Linked DNA regions of Mus musculus: regions 1 and 2 are each linked to region 3. A link is a loop called in an ENCODE intact Hi-C map of the cell type or tissue named here. Cell type or tissue: left cerebral cortex. All regions are shown on one strand. Each heading gives the region's core, and the rest is flanking DNA. Links, peaks and the distances in the headings are about the cores only.

Region 1 (4,000 bases), core at 1-4,000, 190 kb before region 3:
ACACACCGAACTTCAGCTGCCAAGAAACTTGAAGGCCGTGTAGTTCAGCCCAACGTCTTTAGTGCCATGTGCATTGTTAGCAGAAAAATGACTGAGATCTTTCATTTATTCTAAATGCTCCTTCTACACTACTTCCTTAGGCCCAGTTTCTACATTACGCGAGTCTGATGTGAATGATAAATGTAATTAAGTACTAGAGAAGTTATTTGCACATAGAATGCTGCATTTTAAACTAGAAAAAAAAAGTTTGGAGAGCATTTAGGGAAATGTTTAAACTCCAGCATAATTTATTGCAGAAAGTTTAGGATCAGTAGAGTTGGTGTTAGTATCTCTCCCTTCCTGATCCTGACCTGTTTTGTCAGCAGATCATTATCTCAAACTTCTGCTCCTTTGTCAGTCCTTCTGAGCAGAGAACCTAACATCCTGCTGATTTGTTTCACTTTCATCCTGCTTTTTGCCATTTCCCTCTTTTTATTCTATTCTTGTTCCTAGCATGTTGTCTCAAGCTCTTGTGTCTTTTCTGGCTTCTACAGGCACTGTATACACACACAGACACACACACACACACATACACACATGCACATACTTAAAAATAAAAAATTGGGGCTGGTGAGATGGCTCAGTGAATAAGAGCACCGACTGCTCTTCCAAAGGTCCTGAGTTCAAATCCCAGCAAACACATGGTGGCTCACAACCATCTGTAATGAGATCTGGCGCCCTCTTCTGGTGTGTCTGAAGACAGCTACAGTGTACTTACATATAATAAATAAATAAATCTTTAAAAATAAAGATAAAAAAGAAGTCAGGCAGTGTGCCAACACACCTTTAGTCCCAGTGCTTGGGAGGCAGAGGCAGGCATCTATTTCTGAGTTCGAGGCCAGCCTGGTCTACAGAGCAAGTTCCATGACAGGCAAGGCTGCACAGAGAAATCCTATCTTGGAAAACCAAATAAATTATAAAATACTAAAGGACTTGATGGGCTGAGGAGGTAGCTCAGGTGGTAGAGAGCTTGCTTAGCATGCTCAAAGCCCTGGGTTTAATCCCAGCATCACACAAACCAGGTAGGTGTAGCTGTGTGTGCTGAAATCCTAGAACTTGCAAAGTGGAAACAGGAAGACCAGAAGTTCAAAGCTAACTTCTACTACATACTAAATTTGAGGCCAGCCTGGGCTGCATGAGACCTTGTCTGAAATAAAATACAGCAGAACTATCCGGCAGTAGTGGTTCATGCCTTTAGTTCCAGCACTCAGGAAGCAAAGGCAGGCAGATCTCTGAGTTCAAGGCCAGCCTGGTCTATAGAGGGAGTTCCAGGATAGGCAGGGTTACAAAGAGAAACCCTGTCTCAAAAAAAAAAAAATCAAAAACAAATAAAAGCAGAACTGATGTTTATCAAAAAGCATAATATTGTTAATTTTTTTATCTAACATATTTCTTCAAAGCTTTTCAACCCAGGCGTATAAGCCATCTCTCTGTAGCTGAACAAGCTGAGCTCAGCACACTGAGCAGGAGGGAACAGACTAAGGGGAGAAACGCCTTTGTGAAAGGGGTTGGAATTTGGGACAGCCTAAGAGAAGGAAGTTTCCAACTAGATTCAGCGCTTCCAAAATGGAGGCAATCCCTTTGCTTATCCCACACCATGCTATATTTGACATATTAGATATTTTAGGCTAAAGAAACTTTGTCGTCGTCCCCCCTCACCCCCCCATCCCCCCACCCCCCAGTTTTTTAAGACATGGTTTCTCTGTGTATCCCTGACTGTCCTGGAACTCACAGAGATCCACCTGCCTGTGCCTGTGCCTCTGCCTCCCTAGTATTGGAACTAAAGGCATGTACTACCATTGCCTGGCTTAAACTGAAGGAATGTAAGAAAGACCCTTTAACTGTCTATAACCCAGTCTTCTCTGAGACAGATCTCATACGATCCTTGTGTGAAAAAAAAATGTCCTCCTTAAGGTCTCCCCTTTTCTGAAGAGAAGGGGAGGAACAATGGGTGTCGGGAGGAGGGATGGGGGTAAGGACTGGGAGGAGAGGAGGGAGGAGAAACTGCAGACAGATAGATAGATAAAAATAATGTCCTCCCTTAGGGCCTAAAGAGACAGCTCACCAGTTAACAGCATTGACTGCTGCTTTACAGAGAACCCAGCACCCACAAGGCAGCTCATGACTGTCTGTAGCTCCAGGTCCAGGGAATCTGATGCCCTCTTCTGGCCTCAAAAGGCACTGCATGCATACGGTGCATAGACAGAGGCCAGGCAAAAGATTCCTACACATAATATAAAATAAATGAAATCCTTTAAACCTGGAAAGCACCTAAATATTTCTAAAGTAAATACACAAACAGAATATTATATAGCAATACAAACAAGCAAATTATTGCTGTACACTAAATGATGGCTGAAAAAAGGAAGTTAAAAAAAAAAAAAAAAAGGATTCTTAAGGAGCCAAGCCTGATAGCGTGAGTTCAAGCCCCAGGACCCACATGGTCAAAGGAGAGAACCAACTCTGGCAAGTTGCTCTCTGACCTCTAATACATAAAACAAATAAGCATCGTATATAAAACAAAAGGTTCTTTTTAAAAATTACTATTCATTCGTTCATTTTAGAGACACCATGTAGTCTAGGCTGACCTGGAACTTGCTGTATAGCTCGGGCTACTGATTTGCTGAGCCCTCTCACCCCACTGTTTCCCTACCCCTCTTTCACTATGTAGCCCAGGCTAGTTACATAATGAAACTCCGTCCTTCTGCCTGGAATACATATGTGACTCCACATCTGACTTACTAATGCCAAATTTTAAAAATTTAAGAATATATGGCATCTGTTTGTAGCCCAGGCTGGCCTCACACTCACAGAGACCTGCCTGTTCTCTGCATCACAAGTGTTGGAATTAAAGGTGTGTGCCATCATGCCCACTAAGCCGTTTCTTTTAAAATTTATTTGTGTTATGTGTTTGGGTGTTTGCCTGTATTTTTGAGTACCATGTTCATGCAGAGCCCACAGAGGCCAGAAGGGGGCATCAGATTCCCCTGGAACTGGAGTTACAGAAGGCAGTGGTGAGCTGCCATGTAGGTGCTGGGAATTGAACAACATTTGGAAGAGCAGCGAGTGCTCTTACCCATCTCTCTAGCCCCTCCTAACCCCACACCCCCAAGCCCCCACCTCACACTTCCACCCTGCCCCAAACCACCTTCTTGATCCTGGTGTCTCCCTTGCATGGCAAGTATTTAGTTGTATCTTTCTGCATTGCATACAATATTAAAGTCACACAGATTTAACCTTCTACCTCATCTCTGTTCTTTGAAGAAAAGAAGTGTACATAGCAGGACCTGACCAAAATTCGCTCAATCAGTGTCAACTCCTGGCAACCTACGGGCCAGAGCCTCCCTTAACCTGCTGATGGTTCCACTTCATTCAAAGCCAATGCACTCACACTTACCCCTCCTAATGAGAGAAAGTTCAAACTCTTAAAATAATCAGGTCTTCTCCTTAAAAACTACCTTTATTCAAGAGAATCTGGAATAGAGTAACACCAGAGGAGACAAACTGACAAGTTGTTCAAGAAAGCCTACATTCAACATTTCCACTAGCAGTGAGTCTAAGTGTGACAGTCCTTGCACAGCACAGATGACACACGTGTCTCCCTGAAAGCAATGGTGACAAGACCGTAGTCTGATGGGAAAACAGACTCTCTGCTTGTCTTAAAACTTTAGACTAGCCGGGCGTGGTGGCGCACGCCTTTAATCCCAGCACTCTGGAGGCAGAGGCAGGCGGATTTCTGAGTTCGAGGCCAGCCAGTGAGGTCCAGGACAGCCAGGGCTATACAGAGAAACCCTGTCTCGAAAAAAAAAAAAATCAAACAAAACAAAACAAAAAAAAAACAAAAACAAAAACAAAAAACTTTAGACTAAAACACAAAGGTGGGGAGGCACGCTCAGTGTTAAACTCCTGCATGGTGTTGGGGGCGGAAGGGGGTTGAGCAGAATGGAGAAACTGTACAGGG
Region 2 (4,000 bases), core at 1-4,000, 200 kb before region 3:
ATGCTCTGCACCTATAGTTCCTGTGCCTGGAGCATTATTAAGCTGGGTGTAGTCACAGGCTTGCAATTCCAGCACTTTTGAGGATCAAGAGTGAAAGGCCATTCTCTACATACTAAGTTCCAGGACAGTCTAGGCTACATGAGATCCTGTCTCAAAAATAAATAAAACACTAAAAGTACAAACAAATCAATCAGCTGGGCCTGGTGGTACATGTCGATAATCCCGGGTATAGGGAGGCTAAGGCACAGAACAGCAAACTTAAGGCCTGTTCAATGTTAGCCAATGTTAGGCAATTTAGACCCGCACTATAAGTTATATTGGTAAATTGTCATGTGCTATTTGCACGTATTGAGAGCTGACTCAAGCATGTTTATTTCAAGATCTCCCAAAACTCCACATCCTAGGTCAGGTTCTCTAACGGAGAGAAAGGAAAATAGCTAAGTGCTGAGGCTGTGATTAAAAACATCGCACCCAGGCTGGTGAGTTGGCTCAGCGTGTAAGAGCACCTGACTGATCTTCTGAAGGTCCTGAGTTCAAATCCCAGCAACCACATGGTGGCTCACAACCATCTGTAAGGAGATCTGACTCCCTCTTCTGGAGTGTCTGAAGACAGCTACAGTATACTAAATATAATTAATTAATTAATTAAACAAAACAAAACAAAACATCGCACCCCTGAGAATGACTGGGTCTCAGGGTGAGCCATTCCCAGCAGAGCAGAGGTTACTACTGTTTATCACACAGCATAAAAAGGCCTGCAGTGGGTACATGAAGCAAAGTCTATGCTCTGTCTAGACACCTCTCAGTCAGGACGCCCAGTGTGACTCTCTCAGTGGAACTCCCCGTCACTGCTGCAGGATGTTGTCAGTGCCAGAGGCGATGATGTTTTACTATGCTTCACTTCCTGTCTGCTACTTGCTGATTGGTCTTTCACTTTGGCTCCCTCTTTGGAGACAGGAAGGAAGCCCGGCAACTGTAGAGCATCCTCTACACAGAACAAATCAAAAGGGAAAAGGGACCACACACAGCACAGCGCTTACCTCCAAAGGCAGAAGGGCTTAGCATCAACTTCTGGGGGCGGGGACTGAGTGCAGAACCAGCGCCTCACACTGGCTGAGCAGAGGCTTTACCATTAGGCTAAGTGCTAAGTCCTAGAGCATCCTTTAAACCAATAAAGAAGGCCTAGCAAAGGTAGGCCCGGGGCCCCACCCCACCCCCCTGCCCTGTGGATCGTGAACATGCTAGGTTCTATAACACACTTTTCAGACATCAGTAGTTTATTGTTTTAGTAGTCTAAGCACATTCCAAATGGAAACTCAAAAAGAAAAATTAGGAAATACTTCATGAATTTTTGTGTCATCCTTGCACAGGGACCATGATGCTCTTCTCTGCATCATTCCAATTTTAGCATGCGTGCTGCTGAAGTGAGCACACATTTCTCTCATTTGGTAACCTTGCCTGGAATTCGCCTGGCCTTGATCTAAGTGATCCTCTTCCTTCAACCCCTTGATGAGCCACTATAGCTGACTCTTCATGATAATCTTAAAGATATATATATAGATACACATATACATATATATATATACATATACATATATATATGGGTGTGTGTATTATGTGCATTGGTGTTTTACTTGCATGTATATCTACAGGAGGGCGTCAGATCTTGGAGTTACAGATGGTTGTGAGCCACCATGTGGGTGCTGGGAATTGAATCTGGGTCCACTGGAGGAGCAGTCAGTGCTCTTAACAGCTGATCCATCTCTCCTGCCTCAAAGCACTATATTTTTAAATGAAGTAAATACATAAACATATACACAACACACCCAAACAGAGAAATATACGTACCTTAGAAGAGTCCTCGATGGCCTTGTGTAGGTTTTTTAATTTGAGGTGGCAAGCAGCCCGATTCAAATACAATAATGGGATCTTACAGTTCAGTCGTATGGCTAAATTATATGCATCAACCGCTGCCAAATAGTTTTCTGTTGCAAACAATTTGCTAATGAGACAAAAAGAAAGGGCCAATTTAACATTGAAGCAGACATGAAAAAATAACATTGAGCCTACTTGGCACTTAGAGAGATGGTTCACCATCTGCCTTGTTTATTTCCTGTCAGATGGAGACCGCCTACTGCACAGACTCCAGCTTTCCACATACACCAAGCAAGGACCTTGAGTAGGGCAGATCCTCCCACCCAAAGGCTGCCCTCATTGGTTTAATGCAGCAGGTGTATGCCTATCTTTCTTGATAAAGGAATTTATTTAGGGATAGGAAAGGGGCTTAAACTGGCCTGAATGAAGCCGGTGACTTGGGCCTCAAGTTGGAGTGTGAAAAGCTGGTAAAACTTCTCCCCCTGCTGGATATGGAGGAGGAAAGCACACAGCACAAACGCTGCTGCTCGTTGGTAACCATGGGGAAACTGGTGCGGAGAACAGAAACAGCAACAGGAGGGAACAGCTCTTCATGACGTGAGGAAGCTGCTATGAGCGAGCAAGACACCCGTGTCGGTGTACCGTCAACACACACACAGCCAACACCAACCAGCCTGGTGGTGCAGACCTGTAATCCCAGTCATGTCACAGGCTGAGGTGAGAAGATTGCAAAATCAAGGTTTGCTCGGCCCACACAACAAGCTGAAGGCCAGCATAGGCAACTTAATGAGACACTGTCTCAAAATAAGGAAGGAATTACTGCAATCCCACGACGTGAGAGGGAGAAAGGAGACTGTGTCATGTGAGTCCCATGTCAAAACAAACAATAGGTGACATAATTGTAAAAAGGAGAAAGAGCAGGGGACATAGCTCAGTGTTATAGCACTTGTCTAGTTAGTGAGGCCCTTGAGCAAACCCCAACACTACAAAAATCTATTGGACGGACAGACAGAGTGCACAAGGCCAGCCAGCCAGCATCAGTACATCTTGGTAAAGAGACACATGCCCCTTTGATTTAGCATTAGAATGAAGCAGGGAGAAGCATTCTAAATATGATTTTTAAAGAATAACATGGACATGGTGCTAAAGGCCTGTGGTCCCAGGAGTTTGGAGGCAGAAGCAGGAGTGCTGATATGTCAGTTCAGTGGTGATGGCACACACCTTTAATCGCAGAGGCAGAGGCAGAGGGCAGAGGCCAGAGGCCAGAGGGCAGAGGGCAGAGGGCAGAGGGCAGAGGGCAGAGGGCAGAGGGCAGAGGGCAGAGGGCAGAGGCAGAGGCAGATCTCTGTGAGTTCAAGGCCAGCCTGGTCTACAGAGCTAGTTCCAGGCCAACTAGGGCTACACATAATTCTGTCTCAAAAACAAACCAAACCAAACCAACAAAAGCCCTAGTAAAACACATCCTCACATGCATGAAAGCGTAGGCTAGTCAGTCCAGCACTCGGGAGGCTGAAGCAGGAGAATCACCATGAGTTCAAGACCAGCCTTGCCTACACAGTGAGTTTCAGGCCAGCCAGGGCTGCAAAGTGAGAGCTTGTCTCAAACAAACAAACAAACAAACAAAAAACAAAGCAAAACAAAAAATAAAACCATAAACAAATACACAGCTTGGTGATCTCTTGCAGCATACGCAACTGATTTCTCCCTAGGGGATAAAAGTCCTCAAAAGGGAAGAGTGAATTTTCCCTCCTCCGCATTTTGTTAACATACTCTAAACACCAAGTACTGCAACAGAATAGGATAAGCTGTAAAACACAATCAATGGAAAACAATTACACCTGCACTGAGAAGACATCTTACAATAGCAAGTCTAACAAGCTTCTATCAGGAAAAGCAGGGTGAGGAGACTGGCCTGTCTCTATAAACTTTAGTTTATTTCAACACAGTAGCAAAGGTAGGTTTCCTGGCCCTGCTCTGAAAGCATTTAGGTACATGGGTTAAAAGGCAACTTTCAAAACGATGAGTGTAGACTGGGCTACAAGAGACCCTGGCTCAACAAAATAACAAGACAGTTCTCCATGGATCTCCTGTGACAATCTGGGGGGGGGGGTGAGGTGGGGTGGGA
Region 3 (5,850 bases), core at 903-4,902:
CGAAATGATCCCTATGTATCTCCTTCCCTGTGCCTTCCCAGAAAGTGCTGGCTTCTCCCCTCAGATGCATCTTCTAAAAGATGTCTGTTTATTTTTACTTGTAAGTATGCCACATGTGTGCCCACAGAGGCTAGAGAAAGACACCAGGTCCTCCAGAGCTGGAATGGCAGGTGCTTATGAGCCACTCAACATGGGTGCTGAGAATTGAGCTCTGCGCCCTCTCCAGACCCCTCAGATACATTTCAATAGAATAATGTCTCAGTCCCCCACCCTTGGGACTGGCTGGCTTCCTTGTCCTTCTCCAGCTCTGCTGGAACCTCTCAAACATCCCCTATCACTATTTGGAAATCTGACGAGTAGAATCATTTTATTTCCTTCACCACAAAAGAGATCAACATGTCTCTCCCTGACTTTTTTCAGGTGATAAAAGAAACCTGCATGAGGCAGATGAGAAACAGTAATCCTTCCCTCTCAGAAACTGATGCAGTTGTGTGTGCATGTGAGTATGTCTATTGTGTGCATGTATGTACATGTGTGTGTGCATGTGTGTGTATGTGTGTGTACATGTGTGTATGTGTGTGTGCATGTATGTTCATGTGTGTGTATGTGTGTGGTAGGTACACTCACACATACATGCACACATGAAGGCTGTGGAGGCCAGTATCTTTAGGCCAGTACCTTTCTCTATCACTCTTCACATTATTTGTTGAGACAGGGTCTCTAACGGGATCTGGAGCTAGCTGTTTGGACTCACCAGTGGTTCCAAACCTGTGGGTCTCACTCTTTTTTTGGGGGGGGGAGGGTAGAATGATCCTTTCACAGGGGTTTCCTAAGAACACAGATATATACATTACAATTCATAACTAGCAAAATTACAGTTATGAAACAGCAATGAAAAATTGTTGTATGGCTGGGGGGGTCATTACAACCTGAGAAACTGTATGAAAGGGTCACAGTACCAGGAAGGTTGAGAACTGATGAGTTATACTAACAGGCCAGTAAAACCCCAGGGTCCTCTTGTCTCTGCCTCTCAGCCCAACATCTACACGGCTGCCAGGGATCCGAACTCAGGTCCTGGAGCTCACAGGGAGGTATTCAACCACCAAGTTATCTCCTCAGACCCCACACACATTCATCTTAAAGGCTCTGCTGAGGCCACGACCAAACGTTCAAGATGTCAGAATCTGTCCACAGTATGCCCGGCATGACAGCTAGGAAGTGCCCAGTGCTTCCATATGCCAAGGAGACGCAGGACTCCTGAAACGAAGGTCCAATGATGCCTTGGGATTTTCTACTTGAATCTTAAAATTATTTACTTCAGTGGTTCTCGAAACCTTCCTAATGCTGTGACCCTTCAATACAGTTCCTCATGTTGTATGACTCCTGACTATAAAATGATTTAATTATGACTTCATAATTAATTGTGCTGCTGTTATGAATCAAAGTATAAATATCTGATATGGAAGACATCTGAAGTGTGTCTCCCAAGGGGTCACGACCCACAGGTTGAGAACCACTGGGTTTCTTTATGGAAGAAGAGCTAGCTGATATATTTGAATCAGAACTATTTAATGATACCCATTTCAGCCCAGGTCTCTTTCTCCTCTCCCCTCTCTGCCTTCAGCTCTACCCCTGCTCCCCTCTCCCTTCTCCTCCCCCTTCTCTTTCTCAGGGGATGAGGGGGGTCTCTAGTTTCTTAGGAGCTATCCATTTTTTATTTATTTATTTATTTATTTTATTATTTTTTTTTTTTTTGGTTTTTCGAGACAGGGTTTCTCTGTGTAGCCCTGGCTGTCCTGGAACTCACTCTATAGACCAGGCTGGCCTTAAACTCAGAAATCCACCTGCCTCTGCCTCCCAAGTGCTGGGATTAGAGGAGTGGGCCACCACTACCTGGCCCACATTATCTTTAAGACAGGGTCTCTCACTGTCCTGGATCTCACTGAGTAGGCTGGTTGGGTAGCTAGTGACCCACCCCACCCCCACCCCGGGGGTCCCCCCTCCCTACCTCCCCACAGCACAGCACGGGGCTTGCAAGTTTGCGCCACCATGACTGGCTTGTTAAAAACAAACAAACAAACCACGGGTTCTGGGGATTTAACTTAGGTCCTTTACAGACTGAGCTATCTCCCAAGCAGATGTACACACACACACACACACACACACACACACTCACACACACTCACACACACTGACACACTCTTCCTTCCTCCCTTTCTCTCTTTCTTCTCCCTCCCCTTCTTCTGTTTCTTTAACATGTGAGAAGAAATCAAAGCCTAGGATCATTTAGGGGAATTTTCACTTTGGATCCTCTTTCTGTCTCCTAGACTGTCTTTGGGTAGTATCCCAGTCATGGGCCTGCTGGCCTAAGGTCTTTTCTTTCTTTCTCTCTTCCTTCCTTCCTTCCTTCCTTCCTTCCTTCCTTCCTTCCTTCCTTTCTTGCTCTTTCTTTCTTTCTTTCTTTCTTTCTTTCTTTCTTTCTTTCTTTCTTTCCTTCCTTCCTTCCTTCCTTCCTTCCTTCCTTCCTTCCTTCTTTCTTTCTTTCTTTCTTTCTTTCTTTCTTTCTTTCTTTTTTTCTTTCTTCCTTTCTTTTCCCTGCCCTGATCCCTCTCCACACTATTGACCTGGCTCACAGTAACCTGAGACAACTAGAAACCACTCTTTTCTGAGCCTCTCTAGCTTAGCTGCTGCCAGAGATCTAAGGTTGCAAAATTGTATCTGCTCCCCCCCCCCTCCGCCCCCAAGCAGCAATTAGGCAATTGACAAGCTCGGTGGCCATTTGTACCTTCTGAACAGCGTGCAAATGGCTGATGGTGGGTACTATGTAACAACAGCACATGTTCATCCCTGACCGTTAGCGCTTTCCAGAAACCAGACGACGGGCCAAAGACCATGCTGATGCCCTCGGAGTCAGCAAAGGGAGAGATGGCGCACGGTGCAGCCACCCCCTGGGAGCATGAGCAGCAGTATTTCTAAGATTAATCTGTTGGCAGCTGGTAAGTAGGTGAGTTCCCTGCAGCCTTTGAAAGCAGAGGGGATTGATTCGCAAACGACCGCCCACGCTTCCGGGCAAACATGAGTCCGTGGCGCCATCTTCTGGCAGAAATGACCTCAAGGAGTGGCTGAGGACAACAACAGACATTTTATTGGAGGTGTCAGAAGATTCTGAGCTAGGAGAAATCACAGGACTGGTTTTGATCTGGCCCTTTGGGCGCAGACGGGAGTCAGGGGTAGAGCAGAGATAGAAACTCAGCGGATGAACCGATTGACACCCGTTGATTCTTTCAGCTGAGCCCAGCCAAGCACAGTATATGCTCATACCCTCCATGTGAAAAGTGAAATCAGACAGGCTCAAGAGATGGCTAATTACATGTCCCAGTGGCCTTTCATACACACAAATGACACTTGTAACAGAAACTCAACCTAGGCTCCACAGTGTCTGGGAAAATACCGCCACTCTACCCTGCTCCTGTCTCCAGAGCTCCTGAATGGTCACAGGCCCAGTTATTTGGAGAGAGGACCGCGGAGGGGGCCCCCAGAGAGCAGGGGCATGGAGCCCTAAGAAGGCAAGTGGCTCACAAGCAGTCAGTCAGTAAACAACATTCACCAGACACTTTGTTCTCGAGTTTTTCTCACAAATGCCAGACCAGTGTCTTATTTGGAAAAAATAACTCCTTTGTTATGAAACACAGTGGGGGAGACACTTATTAAGTATAATAGATTGGGCTGGTGAGGGGGCTCAGGGAGTAAGGCTGTTTGACTCCAAGCATGGACCTGGATTTGATCCTAACGAACCACAGACTTCTGAAAGTTGTCCTCTGCCCCCACACACATGCCATGGCACATGCGTGCACACACACAGAGAGAAGTAGAATACACATATATGCCTGCATAGTAGATTACCACAGAAGGGGACACAGGCATCATTTCCCAAGCATCTCTCTCTTGTATACTTGTAACATGCCTGCCACATGTTACACTATTACATATAAATACATTATCCTCTCCGGGTCCTAACCCAGTGGGAGGAGGTCCAGAAATCTCACTCAGAGACTGCTTACCTTTTTTTGGTTTTGTTTGTTTGTTTGTTTTGCTTTGTTGTTTTGTTTTGTTTTCGAGACAGAGTTTCTCGATGTAACAGTCCTGGCTGTCCTGGAAATTGCTCTGTAGACCAGGCTGACCTCCAGCTCACAGAGCTTCTGTCTTCCAAGTGCTGGGATCGAAGGTGTGCACCACCACCGCCCAGATAGGTTATCTGTCTTTTGTATGGTCCTATAATTAAAGTTATTCTTTTGGTGACTCAGTTTGTTATACAACTGCAGCCCATGGTCCTTTTTTTTTTTTTTTTTTTTTTTTTTTAATTAATCTGGAATTTCATTCCATTCTTTTTTTTTTTTTAAAGATTTATTTATTTATTATATGTAAGTACACTGTAGCTGTCTTCAGACACACCAGAAGAGGGAGTCAGATCTCGTGATCAGATGGTTGTGAGCCACCATGTGGTTGCTGGGATTTGAACTCCTGACCTTCGGAAGAGCAGTTGGGTGCTCTTACCCACTGAGCCATCTCACCGCAGCCCATGGTCCTAATGGGTCACTTCCTGGGCCTGTTTGTCTTCTACAGAGAGGTGGCCATGTTCCTCTTGCTCTCTTCCCCTTAACTCGCCTTGGTTTTCTCCATATCTCCTGCCTGGAGGTTCTGTTCCCACCATGCAGCGTCCATCCCTGGTCACAAGTACAACCTGTTGAGAGCTCGGCTGTGGGAAATGTTCTTTCTTCTATACCCAGGTGCTGCCAGGGTCAGCCCTGGCCTCTACCAGAGAGCAGTCACTCAAAGAGAACTTTTGTGGCTTATCCCTGACTGTCCCAATGGGCACATGGGCCTGGTTTATACCTGGCTCTTCAGAGGATACTGTGAACATCTGCAGTTATTGGGTAACTCTGTATTGGTCCCTGCAGATCTGTCCCATCACCCATCTCATCCATAACACAAGGGATGTGGACCCTCTGACCTCAGTGGTCCTTTGAGGCTCTGATGCAAGCCCTTAGTTCTGAGCGCCTACGCTGGTGTCTCTGAGGAGAGCAGAAACTTTTCCAGTCACATCTGTGCCTCCTTTGCATGCTAATCTTTTCCTTCCTGGAAATTTCATAATGGCTACAGATTACTATTTGGCAGAATCTTTCCGGCTGGGTTGAAGAATCCTTTACACGTCTTTTCTTTCCCATCTCCCCCTCCTTTCCTCAGGCCTCTCAGTGCATCCAAGGCCTTACCTCAGGGCTTCTCTAAGCTCTGGGTGGTCATCTGTGGTGGTCATGCTTGCCCTGCACTGTGACAGCCCTGAGAAGAAACCAGGAGGATTTTCTTTTATGTTCAGGTGCGTTTGTGCGGAGTGAGGTAGCACGTGGAGCTCAAGTCAGCCTCAGCTGCTGTTCCTCGGGTGACAGCCACCGCTAGAGATTAGGCTTCTGGGACACTGTGTGGTCCGTGACCCCCAGGATCTGATCATCTCTTCCTCCTCCAGCGCTGGTTTACAAGCGAGGGTTATCTCGGTTGTTTTTTTTTAATGTGGGTTCTGAGGGTTGAACTCCGGTCCTTGTACTCACAAAGCTCTGAGCTTTCTCCTCAGACCCCAGCCAAGGAAGAGTTTTGAATGCTGAAGAGGATGCTGTACACATCTAGATCAATGTCGAGGTTATGACAGCCCCTCTTTCCATATCGAGATTGTTTTTAGGACCAGGATTAACATGTTATTTACTACAATCTAGAGCTAGGTTATGTGAGACACTGTTTTCTCTAATCACTTTCATGTGGCTAGGGTATATACTTTATTTATTTATTTATTTTTGGTTC

Evidence for each region. A loop is a pair of places that touch in the nucleus more often than their neighbours do. Peaks named below come from ENCODE experiments on the same cell type or tissue, not always from the same donor. Only the 100,000 strongest peaks of a DNase experiment are listed, where the experiment ranks them.
Region 1: it touches region 3 in a loop (2.4-fold over the local background); 5 of 42 quality-filtered maps call a loop at or near these places.
Region 2: it touches region 3 in a loop (2.5-fold over the local background); 3 of 42 quality-filtered maps call a loop at or near these places.

Annotation. Positions count from the first base shown.
Region 1 is chr9:72,953,949-72,957,948 of GRCm38, reverse strand. It overlaps a transcript of Dnaaf4 not described here. Among named protein-coding and RNA genes, the nearest start is that of Dnaaf4, 2.8 kb to the left of the region's middle. In left cerebral cortex, for the core only: CTCF peaks have their summits at 713 (motif pointing left), 2,203 (motif pointing left) and 3,000 (motif pointing right); DNase peaks (open chromatin) are centred at 2,198 and 2,996.
Region 2 is chr9:72,967,034-72,971,033 of GRCm38, reverse strand. It overlaps Dnaaf4 (dynein axonemal assembly factor 4), which reads right to left. Exons shown (of 9, transcript NM_026314.3): 7 at 1,849-2,002. It overlaps Gm23567 (a small nuclear RNA gene), which reads right to left and starts at 1,432; the gene lies at 1,326-1,432. In left cerebral cortex, for the core only: a CTCF peak has its summit at 2,346 (motif pointing left); DNase peaks (open chromatin) are centred at 2,168 and 2,366; H3K27ac peaks cover 1,167 bases.
Region 3 is chr9:72,764,111-72,769,960 of GRCm38, reverse strand. No RefSeq gene overlaps it. Among named protein-coding and RNA genes, the nearest start is that of Gm27204, 12 kb to the left of the region's middle. In left cerebral cortex, for the core only: a CTCF peak has its summit at 3,101 (motif pointing left); a DNase peak (open chromatin) is centred at 3,060; H3K4me3 peaks cover 485 bases; H3K27ac peaks cover 394 bases.